Linked DNA regions of Mus musculus: region 2 is linked to region 1. A link is a loop called in an ENCODE intact Hi-C map of the cell type or tissue named here. Cell type or tissue: left cerebral cortex. All regions are shown on one strand. Links, peaks and the distances in the headings refer to the core of each region. The heading gives the core; the rest is flanking DNA.

Region 1 (8,335 bases), core at 94-8,093:
GTGTGCATGTGGATGTGTGGGTGTGTGTGGGTGTGTGGGTGTGTGTGGGTGTGCACGAGCATGTGCACTAGAAGCCAACATATTATTCAAAACAACTTATTTCCCTGCTGTGTTCCCAGGCAGTGCTACGGAACTGAAACAGGACTGGAACTCTGCCCGCTGCCCTGCGAGACTTGGAGCACGTGTTCTCCACTCTCTGCAGAGACACATAAGTCTCATCTAAGGCTCCCTCTCATGAGGCCAGTGGAAAATGCATGGGTGTGACAGCATGTGCTCCTGGAATTGGTGTGTCATCAGAACAAGGAGAAAGTATGAGGAGGCGGGCGGAAGAGCACACAGGGATGTGTTGGTGGCCATTTCCCAGGCTTCTCAGGAGCAGACTGGCTGATTCTGTTACAGAGAGTTTCCTTGACTGCATGGCGATTTATATCTTCACTTCAGCTTCTGCCATGGAGAGCTCAATAAATCAGTGTGTGGTTTAATACAAGTTGCACACAAGGAACGGAATGAACGTTTATGACTGAGAAGGTAAACAAAAAGAGTCGAAGGCTTGGTGATCATACTTTGAAACTGCCATGCCGAGGACCAATTCCAACTTGAGGAGTGAAGGAGTGGCCCACAACTGTGGAGTGGGCAGAGAGGAGTCTCTCAGAATCCTGCTGGTGCTCCGCTGAGGAGCCTCCAAGTTGGGGGGTTGGAAGCAGATTGCTTTCTCCATTTTTCACTCTCCCCTCCACCCACAGCCACAGAATGTAGGCACAGAGGTGGTCTTAGAGTGGGTCCAGAGAGATGGCTCAGCAGTTAAGGACACTGGCAGCTCTTCCAGAGGATCGGGGTACAAATCCCAGCATCCACATGGTAGCTCACTGCAGTCTGTAATTCCAAGATCTTACACTCTCACATAGTCATACATGTAGGTAAAACACTAATGCACATACAAGAAAAGGTAAAATAATAATAATTATTATTTTATTAATAAAGATCCTAGAGTTAATTACTTTTTGATTCAGAGACACAAACACAAGGAAATGGCTATGTCTGTAAAGCAAGATGACCAGAGCTGAGAACTTGATCCCCCAGGATGTAGAGAAAATAAATGTCTTGGGGGTCAGAAGGTTAGGAAGTCAGAGTCCTTGGGAAACGGCATTTTTCACTTTCTCATCTGTGACACTTCAGATTTAAGCAGTCTTAAAACCTAGAATTGAAATAAATTGAACTTTGAAAGGTAAGTGAAGCCAGGTGGTGGTGGCGCACGCCTTTAATCCCAGCACTTGGGAGGCAGAGGCAGGTGGATTTCTGAGTTCGAGGTCAGCCTGGTCTACAGAGTGAGTTTCAAGACAGCCAGGACCACACAGAAAAAACCTCTCTCAAAAAAACCCAAAAAACCAAAACCAAACCAAACCAAAACAAACAAACAAACAAACAAAAAACAAAAAAACAAAAAAGGAGGAGAGGAGGAAGAAGAAGAGGAAGAAGAGATCTAGTCTACCAAAGCAAAACAAAAACAGTAGAAATCAACAGATTTTGGAATTAGACTTTTAATTACTTAACAGTGAAATGGGTTTTAAAATAGTGAATTTTTTTTTTTTTTTTTTTGATGATCTCTCTATGTAGTTCTGGCTGTCCTAAAACTCACCAGGCTGGCCTCAAACTCACAGAGATCCACCAACCTCTGCCTCCTGGATGCTAGGATTAAAGGCATGGGCCACCATGCTTGACCTTTAAAAAAAAAAAGTATGTATTCTATAGCATAATGGCATAGTATATGAACATAATTTAAAAGAGATATACAAACATGAAAACCTAGACACAATATTTAACTTTGCTAATGTTAACACAGGACATAAGTCAGCCTTCAACAGTCACTGCTCCTATCTGCACAGACTGCAGCCCCTGGGGGACCTTCCCTGTGGGGGCTCTGCAGCCATGATTCACTGTGGCACCATCTCCCTACAGCCTCGCCCATGTCCTGGAAGACGGCTGTTATCTTGCTTTGTGTCAGAACAAATACACTTCTTCATTAAGAGTTTTGCCTGAGCAGAGCAGAAGCAGTAGGTGTGTTTTGAAAGCGGCAAACTGCAATCCCACATTCCAGAAAAGGACCAAAGCTGCTTGAGGAAGAAAGGACTGTTTCAGCAAAGTTTACAGAGCATCGTGGAGATGGAACTCAAGGCAGGAACTGTGCAGAAGCCACGGAGGATGCTGCTTACTGGCTTGCTCCCATGGCTTCCTGTCGTATACCACCTGGAACCACCTGCCCAGTTCTTTAGCACAGACTGGAAGCCTCAGAGCTTTACACTGACATTGGTTTCAATAAAAGCCTCATAGTGGATGGTACCACGGTAGAAATGCCTGTGTGTGTGTGAGGGGGGAGTTCACATGGAAAGAGAGGAGGCAAGGGGTAGCTGAGAAAACGGAACTTTTTAAGGAACACTTCCTTCAACGTAGTCTGTAAGGAGGGACTCAGCCCCGTCTGCTGAGAAAGAGCCCATCTATTCACAGGGGCAGGTACCCGTGTCCTCAGATACTCCTTGTGTGATGCCAGCACTGTTGCACTGGGAACTGAGTTTCAGCGTGTGTTCTAGAGGGGTCAGACACACATCTGATGACAGGAATTAGTCTCTACAGGTCACACTATATCAGAGAATATGTGTATGTTAGGACATAGGGTTTACAGACAATCAGAATGCACAGGAAGGAGTAAGAAGGCTCCTCCATGGGAGGTAGGTCCTGACAACGGCCATGACCAAGACCTGTGAGGGAGTAAGTCTCATTTCCAATGGACAAGAAATAGTTCAGTGAGTTAAGAAGAGAGCCCCGGGAGAAGTCTTCGACAATAGAGTCTTTAGTGCCTGATAAACATGATATTCCAAACCTGTTGGACAAGTCAGATTAGTGAGGGGGAAAAAATGTGGGAAAGCTAACTGTCTGTTTAGAAATGAGAACACTTCACAGAACCCAGTTCTCCCTTCGTTCCTCATACAAAAGTAAACACTAAAATAAGACTGGTGTTCAATTGTTTGTTGGACTGTAGAAGTAGCACTCGGGAGGCAGAGGTAGGCGGATTTCTGAGTTTGAGGCCAGCCTGGTATACAAAGTGAGTTCCAGGACTGCCTGGGCTACACAGAGAAACCCTGTCTCGAAAAAACTAAAAAAAAGCCGGACGTGGTGGCACACGCCTTTAATCCCAGCACTCGGGAGGCAGAGGCAGGCAGATTTCTGAGTTCGAGGCCAGCCTGGTCTACAAAGTGAGGTCCAGGACAGCCAGGGCTATACAGAGAAACCCTGTCTCGAAAAACAAAAAAACAAAACAAAAACAAAAAGTACAAACATAAGATATAATACAGAATGATGTAGCAAAACGCAAGACCCAAGACTGTGAGGCAAGCGCTGATACGTGCTTAACCGACCGACTGAGTGTCGGAACTCTGGGATGCTGCCTGCCCACACCATGCTCTCCCGAGGACACGCTGAGCAGCCGTCCGCTGGGGCAGAGATAGCACACAGGGTGAGCCGCCTTGCAAACTTTCTTATAAAACACAATGCACTCCTGTTATATAATCCAACAACTGTGTTCTGGGGTGTTTTCTCAAAGATGTTAAAAACATATCCATTACAAAGTCTGTACCCAAATGTTTGTAAAAGCAGTTTGTACTTAAAGTTATCTAAACAGGGAAGCAACTGAGAGGTCCTTTAAAAGATGAATAGTTAATGAACGAGGGTCCATCCCCACAGTAAAATATTACTCACCACGAGAAAGAAATGAGCTGTCAGAACATGGGTAGAAGGGGGAAGGGAACACAGAAAGAGCTAAGCTCACCAGACTGAAATGCTATTTCCCAGCCGACTCCGGCGCGGAGGACAGTGTGTGGACAGATTGTGATGGGCAGGCAGAAGGGCAATAGAAGGGAATCGAAGTGCCGAGTGTGACCCGGTCAGGGCAGCAAAGACCTTGAGTGCCAAGTCACAAAACCCACAAGTCAATATTGACGCACCAGGGAAGACTCTGACTTCTCCCTTGATGGACCTGCCACTTCTGGGTATTGGCTGATGACTGAGCAAGGCCAGCTAAAGGGCGTCCCCTAGTGGCAGGTTTTGGAGTCTCTGGTTGCATCAAAGCGGAAAATTCCAAAACTCTTCAAGAATGCAGTCAAACTAGGAATGTGGATAGTGAGTGATGCAAGCATGTAGCTGGTTCCACATAGGAAAGGCCAATGAGCAAAGGCCCTCACTGGAAGACACCGCCTGGAACCTTGGCCTGCGCAGTTAGGAAGAGACAAGGTCCAGCAGCTTCCCCTCGGCAGGGTTGGTGGATTCTGCTCCTCCATGTAGCTCAGATGCTTAGCGTCTGGCCTCACAGACACGCCCATTTGTGTATAGGCAAATTTCCAAGTCTAAGACATAACTAGTAGATCTTGATGGACATCATAGGGTTAAAACTCTTCAGAACCCATCAGTGCAGCCAACTCAAAGGCATCAAAATTTACAGCAAAAGCCACGCTCTGAAGTCATTGCTACAAAGAAGCGTTCTTTTTTTTTAATTAGGTATTTTCCTCGTTTACATTTTCAATGCTATCCCAAAGGTCCCCCATACCCACCCACACCCAATCTCCTACCCACCCACTGCCCCTTTTTGGCCCTGGTGTTCCCCTGTACTGGGGCATATAAAGTTTGCAAGTCCAATGGGCCTCTCTTTGCAGTGATGACCGACTAGGCCATCTTTTGATACATATGCAGCTAAAGACAAGAGCTCCCGGGTACTGGTTAGTTCATATTGTTGTTCCACCTATAGGGTTGCAGTTCCCTTTAGCTCCTTGGGTAATTTCTCTAGCTCCTCCATAAGGGGCCCTGTGACCCATCCAATAGCTGACTATGATCATCCACTTCTGTGTTTGCTAGGCCCCGGCATAGTCTCACAAGTGAGAGCTATATCTGGGTCCTTTCAGCAAAATCTTGCTAGTGTATGCAATGGTGTCAGCATTTGAAAGCTGATTATGGGATGGATCCCTGCATATGGCAATCACTAGATGGTCCATCCTTTCGTCACAGCTCCAAATTTTGTCTCTGTAACTCCTTCTATGGATGTTTTGTTCCCATTTCTAAGAAAGGGTAGAATGTCCACACTTTGGTCTTCGTTCTTCTTGAATTTCATGCGTTTGGCAAGTTGTATCTTATATCTTGGGTATCCTAAGTTTCTGGGCTAATATCCACTTATCAGTGAGTACATATTGTGCGAGTTCCTTTGTGATTGGGTTACTTCACTCAGGATGATACCCTCCAGGTCCATCCATTTGCCTAGGAATTTCATAAATTCATTTTTTAATAGCTGAGTAGTATTCCATTGTGTAAATGTACCACATTTTCTGTATCCATTCCTCTGTTGAGGGACATCTGGGTTCTTTCCAGCTTCTGGCTATTATAAATAAGGCTGCTATGAACATAGTGGAGCATGTGTTCTTCTTACCGGTTGGGACATCTTCTGGATATATGCCCAGGAGAGGTATTGCAGGATCCTCCGGTAGTACTATGTCCAATTTTCTGAGGAACCGCCAGACTGATTTCCAGAGTGGTTGTACAAGCTTGCAATCCCACCAACAATGGAGGAGTGTTCCCCTTTCTCCACATCCTCGCCAGCATCTGCTGTCACCTGAGTTTTTGATCTTAGCCATTCTGACTGGAGTGAAGTGGAATCTCAGTGTTATTTTGATTTGCATTTCCCTGATGATTAAGGATGTTGAACATTTTTTCAGGTGCTTCTCTGCCATTCGGTATTCCTCAGGTGAGAATTCTTTGTTCAGCTCTGAGCCCCATTTTTTAATGGGGTTATTTGATTTTCTGGAGTCCACCTTCTTGAGTTCTTTATATATATTGGATATTAGTCCCCTATCCGATTTGGGATAGGTAAAGATCCTTTCCCAATCTGTTGGTGGCCTTTTGTCTTATTGACGGTGTCGTTTGCTTTGTAGAAGCTTTGCAATTTTATGAGGTCCCATTTATCGATTCTTGATCTTACAGCACAAGCCATTGCTGTTCTATTCAGGAATTTTTCCCCTGTACCCATATCTTCAAGGCTTTTCCCTACTTTCTCCTCTATAAGTTTCAGTGTCTCTGGTTTTATGTGGAGTTCCTTAATCCACTTAGATTTGACCTTAGTACAAGGAGATAGAAATGGATCAATTCGCATTCTTCTACATGATAACCACCAGTTGTGCCAGCACCATTTGTTGAAAATGCTGTCTTTTTTCCACTGGATGGTTTTAGCTCCCTTGTCAAAGATCAAGTGACTATAGGTGTGTGGATTCATCTCTAGGTCTTCAATTCTGTTCCATTGGTCTACTTGTCTGCCACTATACCAGTACCATGCAGTTTTGATCACAATTGCTCTGTAGTACAGTTTTAGGTCCAGCATGGTGATTCCACCAGAGGTTCTTTTATCCTTGAGAAGAGTTTTTGCTATCCTCGGTTTTTTGTTATTCCAGATGAATATGCCAATTGCCCTTTCTAATTCGTTGAAGAATTGAGTTGGAATTTTGATGGGGATTGCATTGAATCTGTAGATTGCTTTTGGCAAGATGGCCATTTTTACAATGTTGATCCTGCCAATCCATGAGCATGGGAGATCTTTCCATCTTCTGAGATCTTCTTTAATTTCTTTCTTTAGAGACTTGAAGTTCTTATCATACAGATCTTTCACTTCCTTAGTTAGAGTCACGCCAAGGTATTTTATATTATTTGTGACTATTGAGAAGGGTGTTGTTTCCCTAATTTCTTTCTCAGCCTGTTTATTCTTTGTATAGAGAAAGGCCATTGACTTGTTTGAGTTTATTTTATATCCAGCTACTTCACCGAAGCTGTTTATCAGGCTTAGGAGTTCTCTGGTGGAATTTTTAGGGTCACTTATATATACTATCATATCATCTGCAAATGTGATATTTTGACTTCTTCCTTTCCAATTTGTATCCCCTTGATCTCCTTTTGTTGTCTAATTGCTCTGGCTAGGACTTCAAGTACAGTGTTGAATAGGTAGGGAGGGAGTGGACAGCCTTGTCTAGTCCCTGATTTTAGTGGGATTGCTTCCAGCTTCTCGCCATTTACTTCGATGTTGGCTATTGGTTTGCTGTAGATTGCTTTTATCATGTTTAGGTATGGGCCTTGAATTCCTGATCTTTCCAAGACTTTTATCATGAATGGATGTTGGATTTTGTCAAATGCTTTCTCAGCATCTAACGAGACGATCATGTGGTTTTTGTCTTTGAGTTTGTTTATATACTGGATTACATTGATGGATTTCCGTATATTGAACCATCCCTGCATCCCTGGGATGAAACCTACTTGGTCAGGATGGATGATTGTTTTGATGTGTTCTTGGATTCGGTTAGCAAGAACTTTATTGAGGATTTTTGCATCGATATTCATAAGGGAAATTGGTCTGAAGTTCTCTATCTTTGTTGGGTCTTTTTGTGGTTTAGGTATCAGAGTAATGGTGGCTTCATAAAATGAGTTGGGTAGAGTACCTTCTACTTCTATCTTGTGGAATAGTTTGTGAAGAACTGGAATTAGATCTTCTTTGAAGGTCTGATAGAACTCTGCACTAAACCCATCTGGTCCTGGGCTTTTTTTGACTGGGAGACTATCAATAACCGCTTCTGTTTCCTTAGGGGATATGGGACTGTTTAGATGGTCAACTTGATCCTGACTCAACTTTGGTACCTGGTATCTGTCCAGAAATTTGTCCATTTCGTCCAGGTTTTCCAGTTTTGTTGAGTACAGCCTTTTGTAGAAGGATCTGATGGTGTTTTGGATTTCTTCAGGATCTGTTGTTATGTCTCCCTTTTCATCTCTGATTTTGTTAATTAGGATGCTTTCCCTGTGCCCTCTAGTGAGTCTGGCTAAGGGTTTATCTATCTTGTTGATTTTCTCAAAGAACCAGCTCCTTGATTGGTTGATTCTTTGAACAGTTCTTCTTGTTTCCACTTGGTTGATTTCACCCCTGAGTTTGATTATTTCCTGCCTTCTACTCCTCTTGGGTGAATTTGCTTCCTTTTCTTCTAGACGTTTTAGGTGTGTTGTCAAGCTGCTAATGAGTGCTCTCTCTAGTTTCTTTTTGGAGGCACTCAGAGCTATGAGTTTTCCTCTTAGGAATGCTTTCATTGTGTCCCATAAGTTTGGATATGTTGTGGCTTCATTTTCATTAAACTCCAAAAAGTCCTTAATTTCTTTCTTTATTCCTTCCTTGACCAAGGTATCATTGAGAAGAGTGTTGTTCAGTTTCCACGTGAATGTTGGCTTTCTATTATTTATTTTTTTATTGAAGATCAGCGTTCTTAGAAGTGGA
Region 2 (8,335 bases), core at 268-8,267, 840 kb before region 1:
ACAGGTAGGAGAGCCAAGTACAAATTGTCTTGTGGCTTCTCCATTTGCTCCTTGGCATGTATCCCCTGCTCCCTACAAATCCGAATAGTGAAGCACATTCGTGTGCCCAGTCTGAATGCTAATAGTTAGACAGGCACACTTTATGTATAGTCACACATTAGCCTAAAGTGTCTCATGCGCCTAGGTAGCCAGCTGTTTTTTCATTTGTCTCTTGGAATCATAGCCTACAGAAATGGAAGGCTTAGTGACTATATACTACCATATTAATTTAGGGAATCAACACATTTTGCCATATTTTATTAGAAAAATTCTGCCCTCAGGAAAACATATCTTCACCTATCAAGAAACGGATTGGGGTAGTGAGTAAATAAAAATAAGGCACTGAGCAAGTGCCAGAGTAAATGTATAGGTGTGGAGTGTGAGCACCAGATTCCTGCCCCATGTAAGTAGAAGTAGCAAACTTAGGGCCAGGAAGGCAATGAACGTTCAGAAATGTGGCACAGGCGCTGGTTATGAGAAACATTTTGTAACACTAGACTGGTCTAAATTATTTGAACATTAGTGTGTTTGAGTTCAAAGGCTAACATCTGCTTCAGTATAATAGCTTGACTAAAACATTCCATATACTCTGAAAGAAGGCAGTAGTGTAGAACATAAATACATGATTTAGAATGTGTGAAACGCTGAGTTTAAGACCCAGTATACCCAAAGCTGTGTCCTAAAAGGTCTTTAATCTGAAATACACAGATGAAGAAGTTCAAAGACAATTTTGTGGATTTGGTTCTCCTGCCTTATGTGAGTTCCAGGGAGCAAACTCAAGCCACAATCTTGGTCACCTAACATTTTTGAATTAATGAATTGTGATGACCAACGTTAACTTAGGACTATGTTCACTTCCTTTGTCTGGTGGTTATCCTGGATGTGCCAGTGCCTAAAATATTTCTGTGGGAAAATGTTCTTCATACAGTTCTTGAAACTAAAGCAGACAGTCTGTATTATTGACTGCTGATTCATTTGAGCTAAGTGCTTTATTCAATATGGCTTTGACAATGTCACAGCTACAACAGCAAATACAAGGCTGAGCCACACTTCTAGACTGAAGCACAATCAGCTGTCCAGTTTAGAACGGAACTCTTCTGCCTACTAAGAATCCATTGCCAAAGGCTTTGTTGATTCCCTAGCTACCTGTATGTTTTTAAACCTGTAGTTAATATCACTCATTTACTGATTTAATATCCTTCACAGCTGCTCACTGGTGAAGGCATTTACACAGATGCCCCCCACTTTTTAATAGACTTATTCTATCTATATTGGTGTTTTGCCTGTATGTATGTATGTATGTATGTATGTATGTACGTATGTTATATGTATGTCTGTACTGCATGTATGCAGTGCCCATGGAGCACAGAAGAGTGTGTTAGGTCCCTTGGAACTAAGTTACAGAAGGTTGTTAGCCTCCAAGTGGGAGCTGGGAATTGAACCTAGAAAGAGCAGTTGGTGCTCTTAACAGCTGAGCCATCTCTCCCACCCTAGGAAGATGATGTTTAAAACTATTAACTCATTCTTTCTTGTATTCCCATTGCCTTATGTGATGCTTGCACTCTTCTGCACACAGCCTATTCAAATTGGCTCTAATCTCTACACTTCCAAATATGTAACCCTCCTCTCCACTGGAGGTCTTTCTGAATGGGCTAAAGAATCAAGGTCAGGGTAGAAGAGAAGCCACGATACTAGGAAAGCCAACTCTCAGTGAAGCTAAGCAAGAGGAGTGATTTCTGTCTTGTCTGCTTCTGAAATCAAAATGGCATTTGTTTATGACCACTGCTTATAGCTTAGTCTTTGGTTACTTTTGTACTTCAGTCTCTCAGGGGCTGAGAAGTGATGGAAAATAAAAAGTTGATTTATCTTGGTCTCTTGGACTACTGTGAGTAACATCAGCACCAAGGACAGAGGTCCCCACTGCTTCAAATTTGGGGTGATTAGCTGCTTTTGCAGAAGATACAAGTTTCCAAGTACCCTGTATCTCCAGCTCCAAGGCATTCAGTACCCTTTTCTGAACTCCATAGTTACCTACACACACAGAGATATAATATTCATATACTTTAAAAACATTTTTAAAGTCGTCTCCTTGCTTTAGTGTAGGTCCAAACAGGTTCTTCCAGGTACTAGAGGGAAAGTGCTGTCCAGTATCCACACTCAGCTGAGTGGAGGGTTGGGAGATACTGTCTGCCCTGTGAGAAGACCACGTGGAACTCTTCAGCAAGCTGAAGAGACCTAATTGAACAGAGCTGTGAAAGTTGTAAGAAATCAATACAAATGGAGCATCAGGAAAGCACTGAAGGAATGCATCTCCATGTCTGTGCTCTGAGAAGGGAGGGTTACTTGGGATTCCTCATATTACTTACTTGAGGAAGCAGACTGGAATTCTGTGCCACGCTAAGCATTCATTTCCTTCCAAAATAACACATTTCAGGGACTATTAAGCAGGTCGCCTTATCTGCATCTAAATGCTCTTCCGTGCCTTCATGCAGAATTACTCTTAAAAAATGCTTTGAGATGTATTGTTTTGATGACTTTGAATGAATGAATCCTTGTTTGTAGTTTATTTGCTATGCAATCTTTGGTAAGTTATCTTTTGTGAGAATGACTTTCCTCCCAGAAAACTTTATAATATATAAAAAGTTTTTACTCAGCATTTGATCATATTGCTCCAAGAAAGATAACTCGCTTCAGGTTAATTAAGCTTTAGAGCTTAAAGCAAAATTTCTATCCTGCTTTCTATTTTAGAGGCTAACCACCAAGCAGTTGCCAGATGTTGAAGTCATAACAAGGCTCTTTCCAGAATCTACTGAAAATCTCTTACTTCTTTTTCACGTTTTTGGTTTTTGGCTTTGAGACTGGATCTTCCCATCTAGCCCAAGACGACCTTGGTTTCACGATCCTCCTGCTCCTATCCAAGATGCTGGGATCAGAGGTGTTCAATACCATACTCAACTCTTCTTTCACCATATTATTATTTAATTTGTATATCTTATTTGTGTTTGTATACAAGAAGGGGTAGTGCTGGGGATTGAACCCAAGGCCTTGTACATCATCACCTAATGAGCTACAGTCCCATCCCGCTCATTATATTTTTCTGTCGTACTACCATATATGTACCATATGCTGAAAACATAGAAGCAATTCAACCAAGAGTATTGCCACCATCATTATTCACTGTCTTTGGCCCTTGCAATACAAAAGTGTTGAATCTCTTTACAACTTTAACCTTTGCTTTGAAAAGTATCCGTAGCAAGGATATTGGAGTCTACCGTATTTTGGTTGCTTAATCTTGGCTATTTATCTTCGGGTTCAGTTTAATCTGGAACATGAAAATTGCAGTATCGACTACAGGGAAATATCTCAAAGATTAATTCACATAAAGGGCTTAGCAGAATAGAACCTATCAGGTTGTGAAAGTTCAATAAATATTACTCAGTTAAACAATCACAAAGACTTCAAGGTATTTCCCAGGATTTAGCTATTTTTCCTACTCATTCTCAAGCTCCATTCACGCACACACTTTCCCCCTCCAGTTTCTCCTTTTGGTTGCTGAAATACAAGAGTTCCTTTCTCCTTGGAGTTTTTAACAGTGTCGACCTCCCACCCTGCTTTCCACATCCCATCCAGTGGGCAGCTCTACAGCCACTCTGGCAGTCTCTTGGACTGACTGGGTGCAACCTACCGTGTCGCTGGGGCACCACGAGGGCTAGGGAATGTCCCGGCGTGCCAGTCACCTCGTGTACCAGGTAGTCTGGCACAAGTAGGCAGACTGCAAATTCCAGTAGACGCTCTAGAATTCAGAGCAGATGACAGGCTGGGCAACAGCGCGGAAGCTGGGGGAGCAAGAGTGGGCGGGGTCATGCGACGCTAAAGAACAGGCTTGAAGTGCTCTGGTACTGCGGACTGAACTTACGCAGCCGTCGCCGGAGTGGGGACCCTGCTCAGTGAAGAGAAGCGGGCCAGCCGAGGAAGCAGAGTTCGGCGGCGAGGGGCGGGGCCAGCTGAGGTAGGCGGATCTCTGGCGGGGCGGGCCGGGGCCGGCTGAGGTAGGCGGATCTCTGAGACGCTGGGTGGAGCCGGCTGAGGTAGGCGGATCTCTAGGCAGTGGGGCGGGGCCGGCAGGAAAGGCGGATCTTTCAGGCGCCGAGAGTAGCGTGCCTGGGCGGAGCCACCGCAGAGAAGGCCCCTCAATGGGCCGGCTAGAACCCAGGACCGGCGCGGCAAGGCGTGCCCGGAGCAGGAGGAGGTTCGCACAGGACGATCTGATCCTACTAGGATTTGGTCGGCCGCGCTCAGTTCCTCAGCTCGGGTGGCTCTGGTGGAGTCTGCGCGATGGGCGACCCGGAAAGGCCGGAAGCGGCCAGGCCGGAGAAGGGTGAGGTAAATGTCGCAGTCGCTTCATCCTCCACCCCTGGGTCACGCCCGGACTTTAGGTTGCTGCGAGTCAGTCGCAGGTCCGCTGTAGAGTAGTATTTTATTCGTCGCCGTCAGAAACACTGTGCAGGCCGAAAGGAAGCGCCCTCACCTCAGGCTAGTGTTGGGGAGTCGGGAAGGGCGAGCATGGACGCTGTGCTGCTCTGCTCAGGGCGGAGCAGGAACACTCAGGTCCCGGCTGAGGAAGTCTCCGTGTCCCCTTGTTCTCCAACCTCTGCTCTCCAGTCTTTCTTTTCTTGTCGGGAGCCCTGGCGGGTGAAAAAGGGCTGTGACGGATCTACGCAAGAGAGGTGAACCATCAGATGCAGTTGAGGAACTCGTGTGGAAACTGATGCAGGTGGATGAGGGGAGGAGATGACAGGTGAAGGGAGGACGAGAAACCCTTACAACGAATAAAAGACTGGGAGACCAGTTTTCCTCACACCGAACTTCTAACTGAATCTTCGGGGTGTCTCTTCATTTCAGTAGTGGAAGTGTTTCTTCCTTCACAAAGAATGAAGTGCTTTATGCAAAGTGTTTAATAAATCTAAAATTAACCCGTGCTAGCAGAAAGAAGTATGTAATAAGAGCAAACAAAAATTATACGGCTTTATAGTAATGTAAGTTGTTACTGTGTAATTCCAACTCCACATTTTGGAGACAAATATTCTAAACCATCTGGAATACAAGTAATACTTTTTTTTTTTTTTTTTTTTTTTTTTTTGGTATGTGAGCCTGTTTCTCTTTGTGGTGTCTTGAAGTTAATACTGTGGCAAGTTGGAAGGGGCCATAAAAGTTTGAGCCCACATATATTCATGCTTATACTGGCATTTCTAGACAAAGATGGAGGTTCTAAGTTGATTTTTATTCTGTAATCGTTTAATAATAAATTATGTCTATCCCTTAATTTTCCCCTTGAAACAAAGATACTCAGCACCAATTTCTCCTTTCCGGCAATATTTAGACTTCTCTGGTTTGCCAATGACACCAGGAATCATTCTGGCTTAACACCTGAAAGTTAACTTTTAAAAAAAAAAATTACTTTTAATTCATAAAGACAGAGCAAAGGTTTAGACCTAGAATAAATTTTAGTGAGTACTTTTTTTTTTTTTTTTTTTTTTAACGAATCCAAGAGTTTTTGAGATTCGGGATATCGTAAGCACTTTGTTTTTTAGTTTTTTATTTTTATTTTGGATATGATAGGGCAGTGCGGGCTATTTGTATCAGAAGCATGTGGAGTGATTAATAAAAACTAAATTACCAAGCCTACAACCTGCCTTTGTAACAGGCACTTCAGGTGATCTTAGCACAGTTGATTTAAGGGCCATCTTAAAGGGAAATAAATGAGGTTTATTAGTCTCCTAACATGTAGATTTTTTTCCGATATTCGAACACTTAAGCCAGAATGGCGTTCCTAAGACTCATTACTAGAACTAGGTTCAACTTTCCAAGTTGTTGCTTCTAGTACAGTGTTCCACCAGCTTTTTCAGATTTGTTGATTGATACAGGAATGAAATGGTACACACACACACACACACACACACACACACACACACACATACATAGTTGCAGCTGCATGCACATAAGTGAAAGAGACACAATAGACAACCACATTGGAGGCATGGAGAATGGCAGTCTAGGTTAAACCACTTCAGGTGCTTACTGGGGAATCATAAGCTAGGTTTTGTCTCAGATGACCAGAAACTAAGACAAAACTAAATGCACAAGTTTGGAAAAGATGGTGGAGTCTTGCTCAGGATTACCTACTCCCCAGCTTTATCTCAGGTTCTCATCACCTCACCTTGGTGCAGCTACAACTTAGTTGTCTCTCTCCTTTCAGTCTTCCCTGCCATCCAGTTTTGTTTACCATTGGCAAGTGTATCTTTCATTAATTTAGTGATTTGTTGTTACTTCCCATACTAATTCTACAAGAAAAAAAATTTTTTTCTCAAGGTCTCAATTCTCAATAAAAAAATAATAAGGCCCACTAGAAAAGCCCAGGTGTTTTTTATTCCAGTTTTCACATCTTAGTGCTCTAGTGTACTCATTTCCATTTCTGAAATTCATACAGTATATATTAGCAAAATCTTGTTTCTTTTTCTAATTCTTCCTGTATAGAATATCTGTCTTCCAGTTGCCACCTTTATTCATGTTAATTCCCATTCAGAAACTTCCTGATTCTCTATCCATAGGAATCATTTTATAATTAATCCCACAATGAATGCCAGCAGTTGGAAAATGAGATCAAAGAGAGTTACAATATGAGCTTCTGTATGCTACCACATCTTTGAAATTTTTTGCCCACAAAATTAATTTCCTACCCTCTTAGACTGATTGATATCAGAGTCTGGATCTTTTATAGATTTCTCTCATTGAGGCTTTAGCTAAATAAGATTACTCCTGCTTTTGTTTTTGTTTTTTGTTGCTGTTTTTTTTTTTTCCGTACATCCTTTCCAGTCAAGGGTTGTCTTCTCTACTATCTGCTCTTTATACATTAGCTTTCTCTTCCTTACTCCCTTGTCTGTCTGTCTGCCTGTCTTTCTTTCCTTCCTTCCATCCCTCTTTTCTTTTCTAGTCTGGACCTCACACATCCCAGGCTACCCTTCAGAGTTACTGTGTAGCTGAAGATGATGTAGAAATTCTCTATCGATCTTCTGGGCCTAGTTTATGTGGCACCGGGGATAGGACACTGGGTTGGTGCGTGGCAGACAGGTACTCTTGAGCAAGCACTCTTCCAAGTGAGCTACATCTCAAGCTCTAAAGGTTGGCATTCTTTAACATCCTCCAAGGCTATGTTCAGTTGTCTTTCTATTCCCCATAGGTTCTCTCTAGATAATCCAGTTCCTCGGCAATTTTAATAGGGTTACCATCACTCATGTGCCACAATGTTATATCTTCAGCTGCCTACTAGAAACATTAAACCTGAATTTGGGTTTTTTGTTTGTTTGGTTTTTTATTTGTTTGTTTGTTTTGGTTTTTCGAGACAGGGTTTCTCTATATAGCCCTGGCTGTCCTGGAACTCACTCTGGCTGGCCTTGAACTCAGAAATCTGCCTGTCTCTGCCTCCCAAATGCTGAGATTAAAGGCGTGTGCCACCACTGCCTGGCTGAATTTGTTATTTTTATTGACGTTTCACTTTATAGATTGTTGTAAGTGCGCTATGGCAGAAACACAGATAAACATGTTTGTGTCTGTTTACAATGTCAGAGTTTATTGAATGATAATAAATTTACAAGGTACAGCAGTTTCATTAACAGCAGTTTGCCAGATAACCCCGCCTTCTTTGGCCATCTGGCTGAAGAAAAGGTACATTTTGTTTAGATCTTAGTTATTAGTATTAACTCTCATATCACATAATGTAAGCAAACATTTCTCTATATATGTAGTTTACAGAATTAATATAAGTTAAAATGACTGAAAGAGTTCAAGATGGGTGGAGGCCAGTCAAGTAGGCCATGTCAACAGAAGGGACTAAGCTGAACTCAAGCCCCAGAGACAACCAAGAGATCTCTGCTTGTCAGTCCTTAACACACTTGTGAGAGCGCACGCACACACACACACACACACAGAAACACACGGCATGTACACCAAGTATCAGATGATAGGAGAGTATGGAGCCATTACCATCATGACTTTATGAAGTTCATGTGAGAGATTTATACTCCTTTAATCTGTTCTGTCTGATAAGTTCTGAGCCTTCGTTTCCTAATGAGATCTTAGTACTCTCAGTTACCATTACAGCCTCAGTTCACCTGATTTCTTCCAGGAATAAATCATTTGTCACTGTTAGACATGGGTAGTGCTAGACAGACAGTGATGTTTGCTTGTCCACCTAAGAGCACTGCCTTCCTCCATCCATAAGACTGAGTCAAAAGCTTCC

What was found. Hi-C counts contacts between places; a loop is a spot of excess contacts. Peaks named below come from ENCODE experiments on the same cell type or tissue, not always from the same donor. Only the 100,000 strongest peaks of a DNase experiment are listed, where the experiment ranks them.
Region 2: a loop joins it to region 1, with 3 times the contacts of the local background. A loop is called at or near these places in 2 of 42 quality-filtered maps.

The regions. Positions count from the first base shown.
Region 1 is chr15:37,116,379-37,124,713 of GRCm38, reverse strand. It overlaps Gm41302 (a long non-coding RNA gene), which reads left to right. Exons shown (of 3, transcript XR_875170.3): 3 at 120-687. Among named protein-coding and RNA genes, the nearest start is that of Gm41301, 15 kb to the left of the region's middle. In left cerebral cortex, for the core only: a CTCF peak has its summit at 4,083 (motif pointing left); DNase peaks (open chromatin) are centred at 232, 614, 2,080 and 4,083.
Region 2 is chr15:37,956,931-37,965,265 of GRCm38, reverse strand. Rrm2b (ribonucleotide reductase M2 B (TP53 inducible)) reads left to right here and starts at 4,211. Exons shown (of 9, transcript NM_199476.1): 1 at 4,211-4,422. The coding sequence starts at 4,375. It overlaps Gm49085 (a long non-coding RNA gene), which reads right to left and starts at 4,108. Exons shown (of 2, transcript XR_003951596.1): 1 at 3,725-4,108. In left cerebral cortex, for the core only: no CTCF peak of the experiment used is centred there; DNase peaks (open chromatin) are centred at 3,041 and 4,189; H3K4me3 peaks cover 1,850 bases; H3K27ac peaks cover 1,347 bases.